Linked DNA regions of Homo sapiens: region 2 is linked to region 1. Evidence: read pairs that join two places in POLR2A ChIA-PET (ENCODE). Cell type or tissue: CD4-positive, alpha-beta T cell. All regions are shown on one strand. Each heading gives the region's core, and the rest is flanking DNA. Links, peaks and the distances in the headings are about the cores only.

Evidence for each region. Peaks named below come from ENCODE experiments on the same cell type or tissue, not always from the same donor. Only the 100,000 strongest peaks of a DNase experiment are listed, where the experiment ranks them.
Region 2: POLR2A ChIA-PET joins it to region 1 with 10 read pairs; 8 of 35 experiments call an interaction of 5 or more read pairs at or near these places.

Annotation. Positions count from the first base shown.
Region 1 is chr22:37,225,704-37,235,242 of GRCh38, reverse strand. RAC2 (Rac family small GTPase 2) reads left to right here. Exons shown (of 7, transcript NM_002872.5): 3 at 2,325-2,442; 4 at 3,249-3,311; 5 at 3,853-4,012; 6 at 8,440-8,572; 7 at 9,204-9,539. The coding sequence ends at 8,570. Among named protein-coding and RNA genes, the nearest start is that of RAC2, 14 kb to the left of the region's middle. RefSeq lists enhancers at 491-990, 991-1,492, 3,980-4,119, 4,650-4,709. In CD4-positive, alpha-beta T cell, for the core only: no CTCF peak of the experiment used is centred there; DNase peaks (open chromatin) are centred at 3,652, 4,432, 5,042, 5,772 and 6 weaker places; H3K4me3 peaks cover 1,579 bases; H3K27ac peaks cover 6,926 bases.
Region 2 is chr22:37,116,855-37,127,932 of GRCh38, reverse strand. It overlaps IL2RB (interleukin 2 receptor subunit beta), which reads left to right. Exons shown (of 10, transcript NM_000878.5): 10 at 1-2,090. Among named protein-coding and RNA genes, the nearest start is that of TMPRSS6, 13 kb to the right of the region's middle. RefSeq lists an enhancer at 736-785. In CD4-positive, alpha-beta T cell, for the core only: CTCF peaks have their summits at 1,063, 5,335 and 5,539; a DNase peak (open chromatin) is centred at 5,552; H3K4me3 peaks cover 574 bases; H3K27ac peaks cover 3,577 bases.

The DNA.
Region 1 (9,539 bases), core at 1,540-9,539:
AGTGTATTAAAAAGGCTGGGCTGCCCACTTTTTGGGGGTGTGGGGGACTCCTCTCAGGAGAGGTGTCTTTTGTGTTACTCTGAAGTGTTAGCGCTTCTGCAGCCTAACATTGAGTAGCGTTCTCTGAGGACTTCCTGGAGGAGGTGGTTTAATTCCCTTCCACCTGCATTCACTGGGTGACAGGCCTGAGACTGTGGAGAATAAGCAGGCATCGGCCTGGCCCACACAGAACCCACAGCCCTTGAAGGGGTGGAGACTCACCAAGTGCCTGCTCGTGGTCCAGGCAAAGTAGTCACCTGAGAGAGGGAACCATGGGCTCTTTACAGGTAGAGGACGACGAAGCTCCGCCAGAGAGGAGGACTTGTCTGGGCAGGGTTTTGAAGCATGAATAGAAGTTGGGAGTGAAATGGGGCTGGAAGCGTATTCCAGAGGGAGATACAGACAGGATCAAAGGCTTGGAGGGCTGGGCAGCCTGGAGGGTGTGGGGGCCAGAGACCAGGTTGGTGAGAACATATGGACAGCTAAGGTGGGAAGGACATTCTGGGCAGGGGCTTTGTGTGGACCAGCACAGGGAGGTGGGCAGTGTGAGCCTTTCCCGGGAAACGGCTTGGCTGGTGTGCGAGGGGAGGAGTAGGAGGAGAAGTCAGAGGAGCCGGAGGTCTCAGTGGACCAGGTCAGGGCCTGTGTGGGGGACCACAGCGGGAAAAGTGACAGTGATTCCCTAACCCTCAGGGGCAGGCGGTGAGGGCATTCCCGGAGGCACAGCTGTGGCCTGGGGCAGTGAGCACTGGTCGTGGTCACTGGTTTCTGGTTTCTTACCTAGTTGGGTCACTCACTGGCTGTGTGGCCTTGGGCAAGTCACTGCATCTCTCTGAGCCAAGTTTTCCCTTCCACAGCGTGGGTAGCCAGCACCTTCCTCGCGGGGATGTGTGTAGCAAGAACTGGCTTGCAAAACCTCCCCTATTCCGAGCTTGGAGCCCTGGGATGGCCCTCCCAGCATTCGTTGGGCTTCCCCGTCTCTGATATTTGTCAGGCCCCTCACCCCGTGTCTGGCCTTCCGCCAGCTGTGGGGGCAGGATCAGGCATGTACTCCTTGGTGGCCCCAGCGCTGGCTCTGCACCCGATGCATAGTAGGTGCCTAGCAAGTGCATCTGGAGGCTCGTTCGATGGCCCTGCAGGGCTCTCTGGGTCTGGCGGGAGACATTGGGAGTCAAGGTCAGTGCCTCACACCATCTCCTCGGCAGCATGTGTCTTTCTACCGTTTGCCGTGGCCCTTCCCATGGCCAGTGACTAACAGCTTTCACGCACACTCTGGGGTGGGCTGAAAGGCCCCGGAAGCAGCCCTCTTTCCCTGGAAGATGGGAGATGAATGACAGCACCCTAGCTTCCTGCCTTCTCTGGGGACGCCCTGAGCACGGTCCGTTCTGTCTCCCAGGTGGCCCCAGCAGGACTGAGAGCAGCAGCAGTCCACAGCCATGACAACTCAACCACCTGCCCTGTGTCAGCTGCTGTCCCCTCCTTTATTCCTCCCCACTCCCCTTCTGCAGCATCCTGGAGTCACTTCCCGAATAAACCCCTCACATCACCTCCTTGTCTCAGGGTTTGCTTCTGGGGGGACCCAGCCTGAGACGGGATGAACATTCATTCGACAAAATATTGCGGCTGGGCGCAGTGGCTCACGCCTGTAATCCTAGCACTTTGAGAGGCCGAGGCGGGCGGATCACTTAAGTTCAGGGGTTCGAGACCAGCCTGGTCAACATGGTGAAACCCTGTTTCTACTAAAAATACAAAAATTAGCTGGGCGTGGTGGTGCATGCCTGTAATCCCAGCTACTTGGGAGGCCGAGGCAGGAGAATCACTTGAACCCAGGGGGCAGAGTTTGCAGTGGGCCGAGATGGTGCCACTGCACTCCAGCCTGGGCGACAGAGCGTGATTCCATTTCAAAAAACAAACAAACAAACAAAAAACAACAAAAAGCAAACATTGAGTGGCAGCATAGGGAGAGAGGTAAGTTTATTCTCATCAAGACTGGGAGGAAAAGTTACACAGCCTCAATTACCTTTCCAAAGGACAGGTACGGGTAGGAAAAGGATTAAGAGACAATCTTTTTTTCTTCTTGTTAACTTGTATTACATTTTTAAAAAATATAATGAATCAGTAATGAAACAAATAAAGAAACCCAATTGCAAATGCTGTGTGACTTTGGGCCAGTCGCAGACTGTCTCTAGGTCTCAGCCTCCGAGGAATGACATGGAGCTGGACCACAATTCCCAGGTTCTGGGGTTTGAGATTGACCTTACCTCCGCCTTGCCTGCTCCCCACAGGTTTGACAACTATTCAGCCAATGTGATGGTGGACAGCAAGCCAGTGAACCTGGGGCTGTGGGACACTGCTGGGCAGGAGGACTACGACCGTCTCCGGCCGCTCTCCTATCCACAGACGGTGTGCTGCTCCCACCTGCCTTGCAGTCCTGACCTTTGCTGTCTCTGTTCCCTCTGCTTGGGATGCCCTTCCAGCCAGCTCAGCCTGGGAAACCCTACCTCTCCCCTTAAGGCCCAGCTCAGGGAGTCTGCCTGCCTTGCATGTCCCAGGCAGAGAAGGGCTTCCTCTTGCACTCCCTCAGCCCTGCATTGGTTCCCGGTCCTCAATGTGCCCATCTTCCCACCCCATTGCCTCCTGGGCTCTGGCACCCCCTGTTTCCAGTGGTGGGGCAGGTGGATTCTGCACAGGGCCCCAGGAGGCAGCCCAGCATGGTGAGCCCTGGGAGTGCTGGGGGAGGGGAGAGGTGGAGGATGCCTGCAGGTGGCTGCTGGGTCCTCGCCCTTCCTCCAGGGTATGCAGGGAGGCGGCTAAGGCCGGTAATCAGATGGTGGATAGTATATGGATTGGAGTATGGACTCTAGAATCCCAGATCCTCCCCTCACCAGAGTGCACGTTGGCAAACTCTTTAACCTCTGGAAGCCTCACTTTCCCTGTCTGAGGAATGGGGCTACCAGCAGTGCTTGCTGCAGAGTGACATGTGAGGATAACCACTTCGCAGAGGCCCTGGCCTTTAGTGAGCGTCCTAACAAACAGCAGCCTCGTGGTAGAGGCGAGAAGGGTATCTCTGCTCTGCCCAGATCCTAAGTCCCCAGCATTCCCTGGGGTGTTCCACCCTCAGGGAGCCCCAAGCTCCACCTCTCGGTGGCTGCCATGGTGGGACACCTCTGGGCCCTCCTCACTAGCAACCTCGCTTGCTCTGTCCCCAGGACGTCTTCCTCATCTGCTTCTCCCTCGTCAGCCCAGCCTCTTATGAGAACGTCCGCGCCAAGGTGAGCTGGACAGGGTGGGCCTTGGGGGCTCTGGGGCAGGTAACCCTGAGGGACAGAGGGAGGAACTGGTGACTCTAGGCTGGTCCCTGGGGCAGCAGAGGTCGCATACAGAGAGGGTCCCCAGTGCCAACCAGGGCTGGCAGAGGGACTTGAGGGGGTAAGATTCAGAGGACCTGGGGTGGGGGGTGCTGCGATAGTTAGCTATACCCCCACTTTCCATGGCTGCATTCTCCTCCTCCCCACACAACCTCATGTCCGCCTCCGATTGTCACATAACCTCATGTTTGCTTCTTATGTCTGCACAAAACCTCGCCTCCTCCTTTCCTACAATCATGCGCCCCCTCCTTCCTGCACAACGTCGTGGCCTCCCCTCCCTGTGCCACCTCACGTCTCTCTCTCCTCACCGTCGTGCCCACCTCTGATCTTCTGGCAACTTGCTGCCTCTCCTCTCCCTACACCCTCACACTCCCTCTGATCCCCGCACAGCCTCGCGCCCCCTCTTGACCCATACAACCTTGTGTCCCCCCACCCACCTGCCCAGTGGTTCCCAGAAGTGCGGCACCACTGCCCCAGCACACCCATCATCCTGGTGGGCACCAAGCTGGACCTGCGGGACGACAAGGACACCATCGAGAAACTGAAGGAGAAGAAGCTGGCTCCCATCACCTACCCGCAGGGCCTGGCACTGGCCAAGGAGATTGGTATGGGCCTCGGGCTCAGAGGGGCGATCTGGCTGCAGGGGAGGCCCTGACTTGGCCTCGTGGTGTGATTGTAAACACGGGCTGCAGGGCCAGGCTGTGCAGTTTGAACTCAGCTGTGCTGTGCACTTGCTGTGTGACCTTGGGCGAGTCACGTAGCCTCTCTCTGCCTGTGTTTCCTTATCAGAAAAGCATGGGATAGTGATAGCTCCTGCCTCCTGGGGTGGTTGGGGGAATTCAGTAACTTATTCCAGGTGGAGCTGCCAGGGCAGCACCTGTGTGTGAGAAGCACTCTGTGTTAGTAGTAGTCGTCCTAGTAGTATGAGTAGTATCTATTAATAGATACTGAAAATAAGGAGGTGTGCTTTGAGCAGACAGAAGCAGAGATTGAGTGGGGGTGCTGTGGTTGCTTGGAGGACAAGTGGCAAGTCAAACTTGGGTGTTCTGGGAAGGCTTCCTGGAGGAGGTGGCGCTGCATTAGATCTAAAGGGTGACACATTTCCTTCCACCACCTTCTCTCCTCCCTTTCCCCACTCCCTTTGGTTTCTCAGCTCGACCCCTCTTTGCCTCCAAATCACTGGGCTGGAGAAATATAGTAACTTCTCAAGGTCACCCAGCTAGTAGGTGGCCCAGCCAGATTTGAAGGAAGGACAGCAAATTATTGGCTCACTGCTGGGGGGTGCTTCTTTGTAGTGGCTCAGGGCTGCCTGCATCAGGGAGGCGATGACCATGGGTCTGGCTTCATGCATGGTACCCAGGCCTGCTGGCTGTTCCTGTCCCTGTCCCTGGTAGGTCCCAATGTGTCTGTAGCTCAGGGATCCTTGCCCAAAAGCCCAAAACCACCAGCTGGGTTTGGTCATATGAGCTGTGCCCTCTGCCTCACCACAGGACTCTGCAGGCCCAGGGTTTGGCCCCCAAATTGAATCCACTAGACCTCCTCCCGCCCCACCGCCCCAGCCCCGCCCCACCTCCCCCTGCCGGAACTGGGAGGGCCCTGGGGACTCACATCTCTTCACAGGAAGAGAAACCGCAGCCACCACCTCCCTCCTTCTGTGACTAGCGTGGTGACACAGCCATCTTCCCCGGGGGCCTCAGACTATGGCTCACACCCTGGCTCCCTTCCCCTGTCCTAGGGCCACAGCTCCCCAGCCTGCAAGTCTTTCCTTTTAAATATCAAGGATTCATCCCTGCCTTCTCTTTCTGACCAACCAGCACCCCTCCAACCCCTGCCCCTGGACTCCTTCTATTCAGGGTGCAGCTCTCCAGCCTGTGGCCTGGCTGTCACTGACCTCTCCCTTGTAAAGCACATGCTTTGGGATCATGTGGAGGGTGCTGGAGGCCTGGATTCTGGTCCTGGCTCTGATACTGATTGGCTGTGTGACCTTGGGTTAGTGGCTGCCCCTCTCTGGGCCTCAGTCTCCCTCTCCACATAAGCTGACCTGGACAATCCCCAAAGGCCCTCTCTCCTCCATAAGGTGGTGACTCAGAGTTCTTGCCTTGGCCTCTAGCCAGTCTTTCCTGGCTGACCCTGCATGGAGCTGGGGCAGGGGCAGTGATTTTAACTGTGCCTCAGACCAGCTTAGGCCTAGGGGGAGTCCTGGGGGGACTGGCAGGGATAGTGAGGGAAGCAGCAACTGCCTCTGCCCACCTGGACTCCCCAGCCCTGGGATGACAAGTTTTGGGGGCAGCCCTGAGCCCAGCTGATAATCACAGCTGATGTGGACTGAGCACTTCCTGGGAGCCACTTCATTCTCACAGCAGCTATGACGAAGAGCTCTTGTCACCTTCACTTTACAGAGAGGAAACAGGCTCGGGGGGACATGTTGCTGGCTTAAGGCCACCCAGCCAGGATTCTGACAGGGGTGGACTGGCTCCCTAAGCCACAAAGCTGAGGGCCATCTGTCCTCCCTGCACCTCCACTGCCCCCACCGCCCCCTCACCCTCCTTGCCCTCTCTGTAGCTCCCCTGCCCCCTGCCTCAGCTTGATGAGCCATCGCATGGCAATGAGTCCTAGACAGATGGGAGACTGAGGCCCGGAGAGGGGGAACTGACTAAAGTCCTAGAGCAGTGAGAGGCCGAGCCAAAGTGAGCCCTGGCCCCCCAGCTCAGGACCCTTGTCCTGGGTGAGTGGGTGGCTGGGTGCCAGGGAAAAGGCAGTTGGTGGATGTGGGGGAAGTGGACGCAGATGTGGTCCCTTATAAGGAGACAGTGGCCAAGTGCCCAGTGACACCTCCTCAACACAGGGGGCTGTGGTGACCAGACTCCGGGCTGAGCTCAGGGCACCCTGCTCTTGCCAGCCAAGCCCCATGACAACCACTGCCCATGATCCCTGGTGGGCGTATATGCCTCCAGGTAGAGGGGAGACGCCCAGCATGTGACTCAGAGCGAGTGACATCCTCTCTGAGCCTCAGGCTCCTCGTCCCTGCCCCACCCTTCCTTTCTCCCCAGCACCTGGCCTCAGTGGGCTCCCCTGTTCCAGGGGCTGCCCCTCCTGCCATCCCGACTTCTCCCCCCAGCTCTGTGCCTTCGGGCCTTGGCTTCCCCACTCTGGGCCTGTTTCCTGGTCTGTGAAATGGGAACTCACCCCGGTGTTGTTGGAAGCACCCAGCTCAGTGCCTGGCACAGGGTAGGTGGTGACCAGCGTCCATCCCCTTCCATCCTGCCACAGAGAAGCAAGCGGGCTTTGGCGGAGGGCCCAGAGTTCCCCTCCCCTCCCTTCTCCTTCCTCTTGGTTCTGACATCGGCCCCCAGGCCTGCATAGCATCTCGGCAGAAGGGGTTTTGTGGTTTTTCACTTCAGGGAAACTGTGCAGCTTGAAATGGACATGGGAAGTCACACGGACTCTTTGCAGAATGTCATGGAACGCCGTCCCTGGGGGTGGGAACTAGGCCTGCCTTTCTCCTCATCTGTGCCCCGGGCTCTAGCCCTGAGGGGTCTTCATGTGGGAGAAGGCTGGGCCTCCCATGGCAGGACAGAGGAGCTCTCCAATGCCACTCCTCCCAGAAGGCCCCCAGCTGGGCCCAGGTTGAGGGAATACATCCAGCGTGTGAGTTTGGATGAGTCGCATACTCTCCAGGAGCCTCAGTTTCCTTGTCTGTAAGACAGGGACGGTGCTAAGGAAGGGGCTGATGATGTTGGGAAGTTCCTGGGGAGGGGGCCCTGAGGGCTTCAGGCCTCCTGGGGATTATTTGCAACCCTGGGAGAATCCTGGAGGGATGGGCAAGACAATTTTCTAGAAGGTGAGGCTCCCAGAGATTTGGTCACTGATGCTTGAGCCCTTTCCTTCACAGAAAAGCATCAAAATTCCCGCCCTCCTTCCACGGACTAAGGGCTATGTGTCCAAGAAAGACACAGACCTGCCCTGGAGGCCTTAGTCTCTCACTGAGTTCACGCTCGCTATTACAGACATGAGGAAACTGAGGCACGGTGACGTTAAACTCCTTGCTCCTGGTGACACAGCCTCCAGGTGACCCCACTGGGACTGGATGGCGGCCCCCAGAGCCTGGTGTTCAGTTGTATGGCTTGGGAGGGGGTGTACGGCATGGAGGGGTGTATGGCGTGGGAGGGGGTGTATGGGGTGGGAGGGGTTGTATGGCATAGGAGGGGTGTATGGCGTGGGAGGGGTGTATGGTGTGGGAGGCGTGGGAGGGGTATATGGCGTGGGAGGCATGGGAAGGGGTGTATGGCGTGGGAGGGGGTGTATGGCGTGGGAGGGGTGTATGGCATGGGAGGCGTGGGAGGGATGTATGGCGTGGGAGGGGGTGTATGGCGTGGGAGGGCTTGTATGGCATGGGAGGCATGGGAGGAGTGTATGGTGTGGGAGGGGTGTATGGCGTGGGAGGGGTGTATGGCGTGGGAGGGTGTATGGCGTGGGAGGGGTATATGGCGTGGGAGGGGTGTATGGCGTGGGAGGGGTGTATGGCGTGGGAGGCGTGGGAGGGGTGTATGGCATGGGAGGGTGTATGGCGTGGGAGGGGTGTATGGCGTGGGAGGAGTGTATGGCGTGGGAGGGGTGTATGGCGTGGGAGGGAGGGTGTATGGCGTGGGAGGGGTGTATGGCGTGGGAGGGTGTATGGCGTGGGAGGGGTATATGGCGTGGGAGGGGTGTATGGCGTGGGAGGGGTGTATGGCGTGGGAGGCGTGGGAGGGGTGTATGGCATGGGAGGGTGTATGGCGTGGGAGGGGTGTATGGCGTGGGAGGAGTGTATGGCGTGGGAGGGGTGTATGGCGTGGGAGGGAGGGTGTATGGCGTGGGAGGGGTGTATGGCGTGGGAGGGGTGTATGGCACGGGAGGGTGTATGGCGTGGGAGGGGTGTATGGCGTGGGAGGGGTGTATGGCGTGGAAGGGGTTGTATGGCATAGGAGACATGTTGGCCCAGAACCCCCCCCGCCACTTAGGCCTTGGCTCTCCTGTCCATCTCCCCAACCAGACTCGGTGAAATACCTGGAGTGCTCAGCTCTCACCCAGAGAGGCCTGAAAACCGTGTTCGACGAGGCCATCCGGGCCGTGCTGTGCCCTCAGCCCACGCGGCAGCAGAAGCGCGCCTGCAGCCTCCTCTAGGGGTAAGAGTCCCCCACTCTAGTGCCCAACTCCCATACACAGCAGGCCCTGGCTGAGCAGTGGCCTTTGGTTCACTGTGAGTGGCATTTAGGCCAGGACAGAAAGAAGGTGGGTATGGAGGTTGCCTCAGTTTCCGCAGCCTACTTGTCATCTGCCTGGGCCAGTCTCACTCTCTGGAGCTCATCTTCCAGAGGCAAGGCCCAAGGTATGAATGAATGCCTGGTAACCCCCCACCCCCGGGCCAGGGAGTGGGTGTCACGGAGCCCCACTCTGCCCATTCCTGCAGGAGGTGATGGAAAAGATGCCTTGGTCCCTGGCCCTAGGAGAGCCCAGTCGAGCCAGGGAGATCCTGCACCCACATATGTGGGTGGAGGTGGGAGAGCCTGAGCTATGATCCCCAGGGGGCAGATGGTGGGGTCAGTGAGTTGGAGGCAGCCCACAAGGCCTCCTGGAGGTGTGGGACCAGAAGGACAGAGAGGACTGGTGAGGTGGGGAGAGCAGCATTGGCAGTCCTGGTGGGAGTCAAACCTTGAGCAAAGACCTGGAGGTGGGAATGAGCTGTGAGCCAGGAAGGCGAGAGCTGTGGATTCTGCATGTCCCCAAATTCTCTTTCCCTGCTTATCTTCCTTCCAGGTTGCACCCCAGCGCTCCCACCTAGATGGGTCTGATCCTCCAGGATCCCCACCCAAAGCCTGATGGCACCCCGGCTGGCCATGCTGTCCCCTCCCTGTGGCGTTTCTTAGCAGATGGCTGCAGAGCTTCGTTGATGGTCTTTTCTGTACTGGAGGCCTCCTGAGGCCAGGAACGTGCAAATTTGCAGGTGCTGCATCCCAAGCCCCTCATGCTCCTGCCTTCCTGAGGGCCAGAGGGGAGCCCCAGGACCCATTAAGCCACCCCCGTGTTCCTGCCGTCAGTGCCAACTGCCGCATGTGGAAGCATCTACCCGTTCACTCCAGTCCCACCCCACGC
Region 2 (11,078 bases), core at 925-8,924, 110 kb after region 1:
CCATTTCCAAACCTCCACTGCTGCTCCCGGGTCCTGCTGCCCGAGCCAGGAACTGTGTGTGTTGCAGGGGGGCAGTAACTCCCCAACTCCCTCGTTAATCACAGGATCCCACGAATTTAGGCTCAGAAGCATCGCTCCTCTCCAGCCCTGCAGCTATTCACCAATATCAGTCCTCGCGGCTCTCCAGGGCTCCCTGCCCTGACCTCTTCCCTGGGTTTTCTGCCCCAGCCTCCTCCTTCCCTCCCCTCCCCGTCCACAGGGCAGCCTGAGCGTGCTTTCCAAAACCCAAATATGGCCACGCTCCCCCTCGGTTCAAAACCTTGCACAGGTCCCACTGCCCTCAGCCCCACTTCTCAGCCTGGTACTTGTACCTCCGGTGTCGTGTGGGGACATCCCCTTCTGCAATCCTCCCTACCGTCCTCCTGAGCCACTCAGAGCTCCCTCACACCCCCTCTGTTGCACATGCTATTCCCTGGGGCTGCTGTGCGCTCCCCCTCATCTAGGTGACAAACTTCCCTGACTCTTCAAGTGCCGGTTTTGCTTCTCCTGGAGGGAAGCACTGCCTCCCTTAATCTGCCAGAAACTTCTAGCGTCAGTGCTGGAGGGAGAAGCTGTCAGGGACCCAGGGCGCCTGGAGAAAGAGGCCCTGTTACTATTCCTTTGGGATCTCTGAGGCCTCAGAGTGCTTGGCTGCTGTATCTTTAATGCTGGGGCCCAAGTAAGGGCACAGATCCCCCCACAAAGTGGATGCCTGCTGCATCTTCCCACAGTGGCTTCACAGACCCACAAGAGAAGCTGATGGGGAGTAAACCCTGGAGTCCGAGGCCCAGGCAGCAGCCCCGCCTAGTGGTGGGCCCTGATGCTGCCAGGCCTGGGACCTCCCACTGCCCCCTCCACTGGAGGGGTCTCCTCTGCAGCTCAGGGACTGGCACACTGGCCTCCAGAAGGGCAGCTCCACAGGGCAGGGCCTCATTATTTTTCACTGCCCCAGACACAGTGCCCAACACCCCGTCGTATACCCTGGATGAACGAATTAATTACCTGGCACCACCTCGTCTGGGCTCCCTGCGCCTGACATTCACACAGAGAGGCAGAGTCCCGTGCCCATTAGGTCTGGCATGCCCCCTCCTGCAAGGGGCTCAACCCCCTACCCCGACCCCTCCACGTATCTTTCCTAGGCAGATCACGTTGCAATGGCTCAAACAACATTCCACCCCAGCAGGACAGTGACCCCAGTCCCAGCTAACTCTGACCTGGGAGCCCTCAGGCACCTGCACTTACAGGCCTTGCTCACAGCTGATTGGGCACCTGACCACACGCCCCCACAGGCTCTGACCAGCAGCCTATGAGGGGGTTTGGCACCAAGCTCTGTCCAATCAGGTAGGCTGGGCCTGAACTAGCCAATCAGATCAACTCTGTCTTGGGCGTTTGAACTCAGGGAGGGAGGCCCTTGGGAGCAGGTGCTTGTGGACAAGGCTCCACAAGCGTTGAGCCTTGGAAAGGTAGACAAGCGTTGAGCCACTAAGCAGAGGACCTTGGGTTCCCAATACAAAAATACCTACTGCTGAGAGGGCTGCTGACCATTTGGTCAGGATTCCTGTTGCCTTTATATCCAAAATAAACTCCCCTTTCTTGAGGTTGTCTGAGTCTTGGGTCTATGCCTTGAAAAAAGCTGAATTATTGGACAGTCTCACCTCCTGCCATAGGGTCCTGAATGTTTCAGACCACAAGGGGCTCCACACCTTTGCTGTGTGTTCTGGGGCAACCTACTAATCCTCTCTGCAAGTCGGTCTCCTTATCCCCCCAAATGGAAATTGTATTTGCCTTCTCCACTTTGGGAGGCTCCCACTTCTTGGGAGGGTTACATTTTTTAAGTCTTAATCATTTGTGACATATGTATCTATACATCCGTATCTTTTAATGATCCGTGTGTACCATCTTTGTGATTATTTCCTTAATATTTTTTCTTTAAGTCAGTTCATTTTCGTTGAAATACATTTATTTAAAGAAAAATCTTTGTTACTCTGTAAATGAAAAAACCCATTTTCGCTATAAATAAAAGGTAACTGTACAAAATAAGTACAATGCAACAAAATAGTGTTGATATTCATTGCCTGCGGTAAACCTGTTGTCTCTTAAAGGGGAAATGAGAAGCTGCTGGGGAGCTGTCGAAGACATCCCAGGGCCAAATGCAAACTTCCTCCTTGAGAGAAAGGAAAAGGATTGTAAAGGGAATATCTTTTTCACTAATAGGAGTCAGGACTGTCTGTCTTATTCTGTGTCCAGGTATCAGCTCATGGCCATATCCCACAAGTCTATGCCTGGGGAAATATTGCACTTGATGACGAATCTCTCTCTCTCTCCTCTCTCTCTCTCTCTCTCTCTCTCTCTCTCTCTCTCTCTCTCTCTCTCTCTCCCCCCCCCTCTATCCCCCTCCCTCCAGATAGGTAGATAGATGATAGATAGATAGTGTCCTGATAAAAGTTGGACCAGACCAGGGATGGCAATTCCTGGCATTCATAAAGCCACACTCATGGCAGACATTACTAATCAATTGCACCCATGCACGGCAGACATTTCTAATTGAACACAGCTCTCCTCCTGCAGAGCCTGGGTGCAGCTTCAGATTCTGCAATGCTGCGCTATAGGCAGCCCCCAGTTGGTCACAGCTGATAGCTGATGACATCTCTGGACCGCATAATTCCTCAGGTTCCTAACACAAAAGGAGCTCTTAGGTTTCCCAACTCCGATTTCCCAGGCAGGGAAAACTGAAGCTGAGAGGATGGAGACTGGAAAGCTGAGAGGGACCTGTGAGAGGCAAGCCCAGGGAGCCCAGCTGTCCCCACCATGTCTGGTGAGAGACTTGAGCTGGCAGGGAGCAGAGTCAGGGCCACCTTATACCGGGTGCAGATGAAGGGATGGGCCAGCGGTCACTGTGTGTCATGCCCAGTGTGGATCCGAGTGTGGATCTTGGGAGAGGAGACAAAGAGGAAGCAGCTGGCGGCAGGGGTGGTGGTCAGATTGCAGGAGGGGCCTGGGTCAGATTCAGGAGACAGGAGCGGCACCAGCTGGGGACCGGGCAGCCGCTGGGGCCCTGGAGAACCGTCAGGTACAGAGCGGGAAGCAGGAGGCAGCCAGGGCAGATCTTGGGGGTAAGAGAAAAAGGAGGAGAGGTGGGGGGAGGGGGGGGCCTTCCAGCCTCTCATGTTTCCTCTTTGTTGAACTAGGTTTGTTATTTTGCTTCCTCCGTTCCCCCACCTCCCATCTCTCATTCGAAGCAACTTCAGGTGCCTGCATTTCCCAAGTAAATTATGGTGGAAACTGTAGGCCCAGGTCCAGGATGAAGCACCCACCACTGTCCTCCTCATTACTGACAGCTGAAAAAACAGACCAAGGAGGACAGTAAGAAGGGGCAAGAGAACCAATACTTCCACTCTACACATTGTGCCAGCATGGCCTGGGCGTCATCTCTCATCATCTGGAAACAACCTTGAGAAGCAGGTGCTTTATTCCCCATTTTGCTGATTAGGAAACAGGCCCAGGGAGGTGGAGCAACGCAGCTGATGGTTGGTAGCATCAGGATTCAAACTCAGGTACATCTGACTCCGGAGCTTTTGGCCCTTAGCATACAGAAGGCTACATAGGAGATAATTATACTAATGGGAAAATACCTGGTAAAATTTCATTCTAAGCTTCCTGGCAGTCAACTTCGGGGGGAAAATAAGATGCCATGATCCATTAGTGTGATTGTGGGAGAAAAAGCAAAGCCCTTTGATAGTTTGGCAGGTAGATGGGGCTGAACGGTGGCCAGGAGAGAAGGCTGAGGGCGATGCTGGTTGGTCAGGCCGAGGTGGTCTTACCTCCTCCTCCTCCGTAACTGCTGAGCCCCTCCTACTGCCTCCACCCTCCAAGCTGGTCCAGTGTCCCTCTGGGCCAGCATTTCACTGGCTTCTCCCACCCCCACCCTGGTGACCTCCGTGCCACAGACCTGACGCCATCACCTCTCACTCGTATGCCTGCTCAGCCTCCTCCTCGGTCTGCCTGTCCCCACAGCCGCCTGCCCCTCTGATCCTTCCACCTCTGAGCCCTGCCAGGCTGATCTGGCTAAAGGTCGTATCTGGCCACACCACATCCTTGCTAAACCTCCAGTGACCCACTGTCATTTTCAGGATAATGGCTGAGGTCCTTAATGTGATCGTCCATGGCTTGGGGGACTTTGGGGAGGTCCCATCTGCTCTTATGCCTCAGTTGCCCCATCTGTGAATTGGGCAGGCAGATTGGATGATTTCTAAGTGCTCTCCTAGCCCTGACATTCTGTGGTTCCAGGTGCCACATGGAATATGGCTTAAGGCCTGGGCTACATGTATTTTACATCAAGAGTTCACGCTGGGGTTGGGGGGTGGGGATGAGAGTAGGGATTGCAACTGACTCATTTGCTTGGCACCTGCTGATCCCTGGGTTTGAAGTAGCCCTGCCCTGCCACCCAAGCTATCTACCCTCAGGTTCCTATGCATCCCTCAGAACCCCACTCAAGCATCTCTGCTTCTGGCAGGCCCTCTGATTTGCCCCCAAGTAGAGTAGATTACTTCCTCCTACTGTCCCCCTCCTGAGCTACCTCTGTTATAACCAACTGTTGTGCCGTGGGTCAGAGCCTGGGCTAGATTCTGGGGATCTAAGGGTGATACTAATAGCTTTGGAAGAACATCAGGTAGAGCCCCGTTAGCTCAAGACTTTAGTCAGAAAAGCCAGGCACAAGAAGACTCTGAAAGGACCTTCTAATTGGGGAAGGAGGGTGGAATGTTGGGTGGAGCTTTAGCAAGGGGGCTCAACTGGAACTCAGCTAGTTTTGGTTATAGTTGATTGAGGATGGTGCTTGGAAGAGAGAGGAATTGTTCTTGCAGATTAGCAGCCACTATTTGACAATTTGGGCTTTATCAACAGGCAGTGGGGGAGGGACAGCTTTGGGGTCAAGGATCTGTGAGAGCCACTGTGGAATGTTCTCGGTCCTTCAAAGTCTTCGAGAACTGCATGTATTGAGCACTTAGATGCGTCAGACTCTGTTATAAGCACATTGATCCTTCCACTCTCTGGAAGCATCCTTAACTCACTGGATCCTTAAGCAAATGCCATGAGGGAGGTACTATTCTTAGCCCATTTTATAGCTGAGCCTATGGCTCAGAGTGGCCAAGTGACTTACCCATGATCACACAGCTAGAATGTAGTGGAGCAAGTTGAACCCAGGCAATATTTAGCACCCACATGGCACAGCTTCTTACAGCTTCTAAAGGGTGTGCACCCCTGGTATCCCACACAAACACACAGTGACCTACCAAGATAGGAATGACAGAGGTTCTAAGTCTTGTTCCTCAGTAGAGGCCCAGAGGCCCTGAGGGGATGGCGGTGCCGTGTCCCGGGCCACACAGTGCGTTTGGTAGTGGGGGAGGGAGTGTTGATTAAATTTGAGCTCACCACCAGCACCTGTGACAGGCCTGGGACATCCCCTAGGCTGACTTGCTTAGAGACATTTTCCACCACCAGGGCTATGACACACTCGAGGCTCCCATCACAGAGCCTGGCAGAAAGTGAGGCAGGAAGCGCTGAGTGGTGAGAGACGCAGGTCGGGTAGTGGAGGGGGGAGTGCCCAGTCTACGATTCCAGGAAGCCAGGATGCAGACGGAGGGAGGAGCAGAGCTGGCAGACAATGTCTCATCTCCCATTCCTCTATTTACCTGGCCTCATGCTGGGCACTGGCCACAGAGAGGAGGCCGGCTACTGCTCTGTCCACAAAGAGTCTCCAACCTTGTCTGGGAGGGAGTGACTCTGGAGGACACATACAAGTAGACCAGCTGATCACAGCCCTCCTTCGGTGTGGAAGAAAATCAACCCGGTCCTGTGAGCACAAGCCTTGATCAGGAAATGGTGCCAGTGAACACTCTGGTGGAGTCTTCTAACCTGGGGAGGAATTGTGGAATGCCGTGCGGGGCTTTAGCAAGAGAGGCTGAGCCAGAGTTCAGGTAGTTTTGGATAGCTGCTTGAGGATGGTTCTTAGAAGAGGAAGGAATTGTTCATTCATTCATTTATTCATTCAACAGACATTTAGGAGGGCCTAGTACCTGCAAGTCACGGTGTTGGGGATCCAGCAGCGAGCAAAGCCCCCTTCATTCTACACTTTCAGCCTTTGTGGACACCTTGGGGCAGTGTGGCATAGTGGTTATAGCCTTAACTCTGGAGCCCCGCAGCCGGGTTAAGTACTGGCCCCCTCACTCTGGAGCCCCGCAGCCGGGTTAAGTACTGGCCCCCTCACTCTGGAGCCCCGCAGCCTGGGTTAAGTACTGGCCCTGCTGCCTATCAGCTGTGACTTTGGACAAATACCTAAGCTTCTCCGTGCCTCAGTTTTCTCATCTGTAAAAGGGGACAATACCAGGACTGTTGTGAGGATGAAAGAAATAATTGAATGTGGCAGGGTGCTGTGGCTTGCACCTGTAATCCAGCACTTAGGGAGGTCCAGGTGGGAGGATCCCTTGAGCCCAGGAGTCCAAGACCAGCCTGGCTAACATGGTGAGACCCTGTGTCTACAAAAAATATATACAGAAAATTAGCCGGGCATGGTGGTACATACGTGTAGTCCTAGCTACTAGGGAGGCCGAGGTGGGAAGATCCCTTGAGCATAGGAGATTGAGGCTGCAGTGAGCATTGATCGTGCCACTGCACTCCAGCCTGGGCAACAGAGTGAGGCCCTGTTACAAAAAAAGAAGTAAGTTAATGTAAAGTACTTAGGAGAGAAGAGCTAGCCGTGGGAGAGACAGACAGAGACAGGGCTGTGACCAGGGCAGCCAGGGGCCAGAGATGTGGAAGCTGCTGACTTGCTGGCTGGCCTTTTGGATACTCTGTTGCTGTGTTGGTGATGGCTGTTTGGGGCAGGGGATGAGCTGGACACCTGCAGGCTTGGTGTCTCCTGCCACCTCCCTGCCCTTTCCAACCTCCTAATCCTGACAGCTCATCTCCCTCAAGCACCTGGGTAGGTCTTGGGGGATGATGGTTTGAGATAAGGCCCAAATCTATGATGACAAGATTCTAGGAGGTGTGACAAATGCTGAAGGAAACCTATGAGGTCTTCTTCCTACCTCTCAAATCCAGCCGTGCTGGCTGCCACCCGCCTAGCTCAGGGCCGAGGACATTTTGTCCCTCCCAATTCTGTACCACTTGGCCCCTTTGAGCCTCAGTCTCTTCATCTAAAATGGGGTGAAGAAGTGAAATTTCAAAGGCCGGGTGCGGTAGCTCACTCCTGTAATCCCAGCACTTTGGGAGGCCAAGGTGGGTGGATCACCTGAGGTCAGGAGTTTGAGACCGGCCTGACCAACATGGTGAAACCCCATCTCTACTAAAAATACAAAAAAATTAGCTGGGCATGGTGGCCTGCGCCTGTAGCCCCATCTACTCAGGAAGCTGAGACAGGAGAATCACTTGAACCCAGGAGGCGGAGGCTGCAGTGAGCTGAGATCGCGCCACTGCACTCCAGCCTGGACAACAGAGTGAGACTCTGTCTCAAAAAAAAAAAAAGAAAAAAAAAAAAGATAGCCCACCCTGTGCCCAGTAACTACTGCTCATTCATTCTAATCTATTTATTGAGCTTCTACTATGTGCACTGGACTGTTCAAATTGGACATTTCGGTTTGAGAGAGCTCGGGTTGCTTGGAACGGGCTTGATGGTGGGTGGCTGGCCGTCCCCGGCCAACGGTCCAGTGATTCTCGTAACAGTGGGTGTAGGAGAGCACCCGTTACACTGTCAGTCCGAGCAATCAGCCAGGAACGGTACATGTTGGCGAGAGAATTCTATTGCTTGTAATTTATGCAAATATGAAACTAACAATGAAACCTTTGCTGCTGGGATCCCAAACTCAGATGCTGACAGGGACTGGGGTTTGGGTAGATATTAGCTGCAGTGATGAAATGCTGATGGTGTACACCCAGTAGATGCGGGCCCCGTTCTAAGTTCCTCACACAGGTTCTGTCAATCTTCACAACACTTAGGCTTACTGTCTCATTTTCTATATGAGGAAATGAAGGCCCAGTAAAATCAAATACCTTGTAGCTCAAGGGCATGTGGCCAAATAAGTGGTGGAGCCAGGACTCAAACTCAGGCTCCTGACTCTAGTAACTCTTTTTAACCCATGCAGTGTGATACAATAGGGAGTGGTGAGGTCTGTGTCAAACCGAAATTGCTCCAGGGCAGCCATCGCTGATTGTTGCCATGTTGGGGATCAGCTAGGTCATCTACTTTTTTTTTTTTTTTTAAGACAGAGTTTCACTCTTGTTGCCTAGGCTGGAGTGCAATGGCGTGATCTCAGCTCACCGCAACCTCAGCCTCCCGGGTTCAAGCGATTCTCCTGCCTCAGCCTCCCGAGTAGCTGAAACTACAGGCACGCACCACCACGCCTGGCGAATTTTGTATTTTCAGTAGAGACGGGGTTTCTCCACGTTGGTCAGGCTGGTCTTGAATTCCCGACCTCAGGTGATCCGCCCGCCTCCACCTCCCAAAGTGCTGGGATTACAGGCCTGAGCCACTGCGCAGGCCTGATCTTCTACATTTTTAAGAGAAGCTGAAAATTCAGTTTTTCCTGCAAAGTGTCCTTATTTTTAAATATTGGCCACTCATCTTTTAAAAACAGAAAACAAGCAAGCCAAGCAAAATGTGTCTGCACGGTAGAGAGGGAGGGAGAAAGGAAGAGCATCCTGCGGGATTTATTGTAAAGATCACTTCTTCCTGACCCCAGGTGTGCTGGCTGCTCCGTGCCCCCACCCCCTGCTTGCTGAGCTCAGCTGCAACTCTCTCCAGTTAACGATCCTCGATCCTCCGTGATCCATCCATTATTGAATCCCAGCACCTGCCACAGGTTGTTCGTTGAATGGATGTGTAGGTTGGTAAATGGGCAAAGGGGAGGAGGGAAAAAGGAAAAGGAGAAAGGAAGGAAGGAAAGGTGGGAGGGGAAGTTACTTAGAGGCTTTGAAAACCTGGAATGACCAAGGTTCTGAGAAACCAACGTGGAGGGAAGAGGCAACAGAGCCGACTGGTATCAGGAGCTCTCTCGGGCCCACCAAGTCAACAGCTGTCTGACACAGATGACCAAGGAGAATAGAGGTACTCGGGGAACCTGAGTGAGTGCTGGGGTCTTCCCATGAAAGGGCAGCAGGAAAGAGCCTCCTTGGGGAAATTTAGGTGTCTGTGACCTTGGACAGGGCCCCCTTCAAGGGCAAGAGCTAGTCCCACAAACCGGACTGTCTTTAGAGGAGGCTCTGCCTGCAATGTTTTGAGGCAAAAAAAAAAAAAAAAAAAAAAAAGTTGAAAATTGCAATTTTGTGTCCTTTGGAAATTTTTGTTGACTCTCTGCCTAAAGCCTTATGTATATGGAAATAAGTAATATTGTTCTTTTGTTTTAGTTTTTAGAATTCATTTTTGGACAGTATACTGGGAAGAGTACAGGCTGGGAATCAGGTCACCTGGGTTCCAGTCCCAGCCCTGCCTCAGCATTGCTGTGCAACCTTGGGTAGTCTCCACCCACTCTCTGGGTCTGGCTCCCTGATGTGGTTTGGCTGTGTCCCCACCCAAATCTCATTTCAAATTGTAGCTTCCATCATCCCCACGTGTAGTGGGAAGGACCAGGTGGGAGGTAATTGAATCATGGGGGCAGGTTTTTCCCATGCCGTTCTTGTGATAGTGAATAAGTCTCATGAGCTCTAATGGTTTTGTAAAGGACAGTTCCCCTGCACACACTCTTGCCCGCCACCATGTAAGACGTGCCCTTACTCCTCCTTTGCCTTCTGCCATGATTTTGAGGCCTCCGCAGCCATGTGGAACTGTGAGGCCATTAAACCTCTTTTTCTTTATAAATTACCCAGTCTTGGGTATTTTTTCATAACAGCATGAAAATGGACTAATATAGTCCCCCTATCTGTTCTGGGAGCCCCACCTGCTACAATCCCACAGTGGAGGAGAAGGTCAGGCTGAGTGATGCATGCAGAGTTTCCATTCTGTGTCCCCAAGGTGGCTTGAAGCAGCCCCTCCCAAACCCCAAACCCCTGATCAGCATCTGTACCCCGACTGCCCATCTGGGAAAGAAGCGACTGGGCATGCCAGGGCCTGGTGGTGAGTTTGTCCTAGCAGCATCTTCAGACAGAGGCCAGAGGCCAGGACCCAGGGCTGAGACAGAGGCCGAGGGCTCAGGAGTGGTGGTGTGGGCAGTGGGAAGGAACACAGAGACAGGAGAAGGTGTCACTGGGAAGGACAACTGGCTCTGAAGCCAGAGGGTCCTGGGTTTGAATCCAGCTCCTAGCACTTCCTGACTGTGTGACATCAAGCAAATCACTGCTCTGAAACTCCACTTTCTCACCTCAGATGGGTGAAGTGACCATTTTTCTTATTGGAGATCAGGCCTATCCTGGGTCTGGTTAGCTGTATTGTAAGCCATAGATTATTCTAAGCCTTAGGATCCTTAAATCCCTGTACAGATGGAGGAAGACAAGCCACAGAGATGGGGACTCCTGAGAGGTCCCACACCTGTTGGTGACAGGCCATTCTGGTGGATTCTTATTCCTCCAAGCACATAAGAAGCATCTCCATGTACTGCTGAGGGTCCTGTCCTCCACCGGGTGCTGTCACGTGGTGGGCGGGGCCAAGTGCCTGCCAAGCTTCTGTCCCACTGTCTGTTTCCCTAGGCTTGGCAGCTTTCTTCAAGGGCAGCAACTGAGACTTGTTCTATTTCTTTTACATCTTTGTTCTTGTTCTTTCTTTTTTCTTTTTTTGAGATGGAGTCTTGCTCTGTCGTCTAGGCTGGAGTGCAGTGGTGGATTTCGGCTCACTGCAACCTCTGCCTCCTAGGTTCAAGAGATTCTCCTGCCTCAGCCTCCCGAGTAGCTGGGACTATAGGCGCCTGCCACCACTCCCAGCTAATTTTTTTGTATGTTTAGTAGAGATGGAGTTTCACTGTGTTAGCCAGGATGGTCTTGATCTCCTGACCTCGTAATCCACCTGCCTCGGCCTCCCAAAGTGCTGGGATTACAGGCGTGAGCCACTGCGCCCG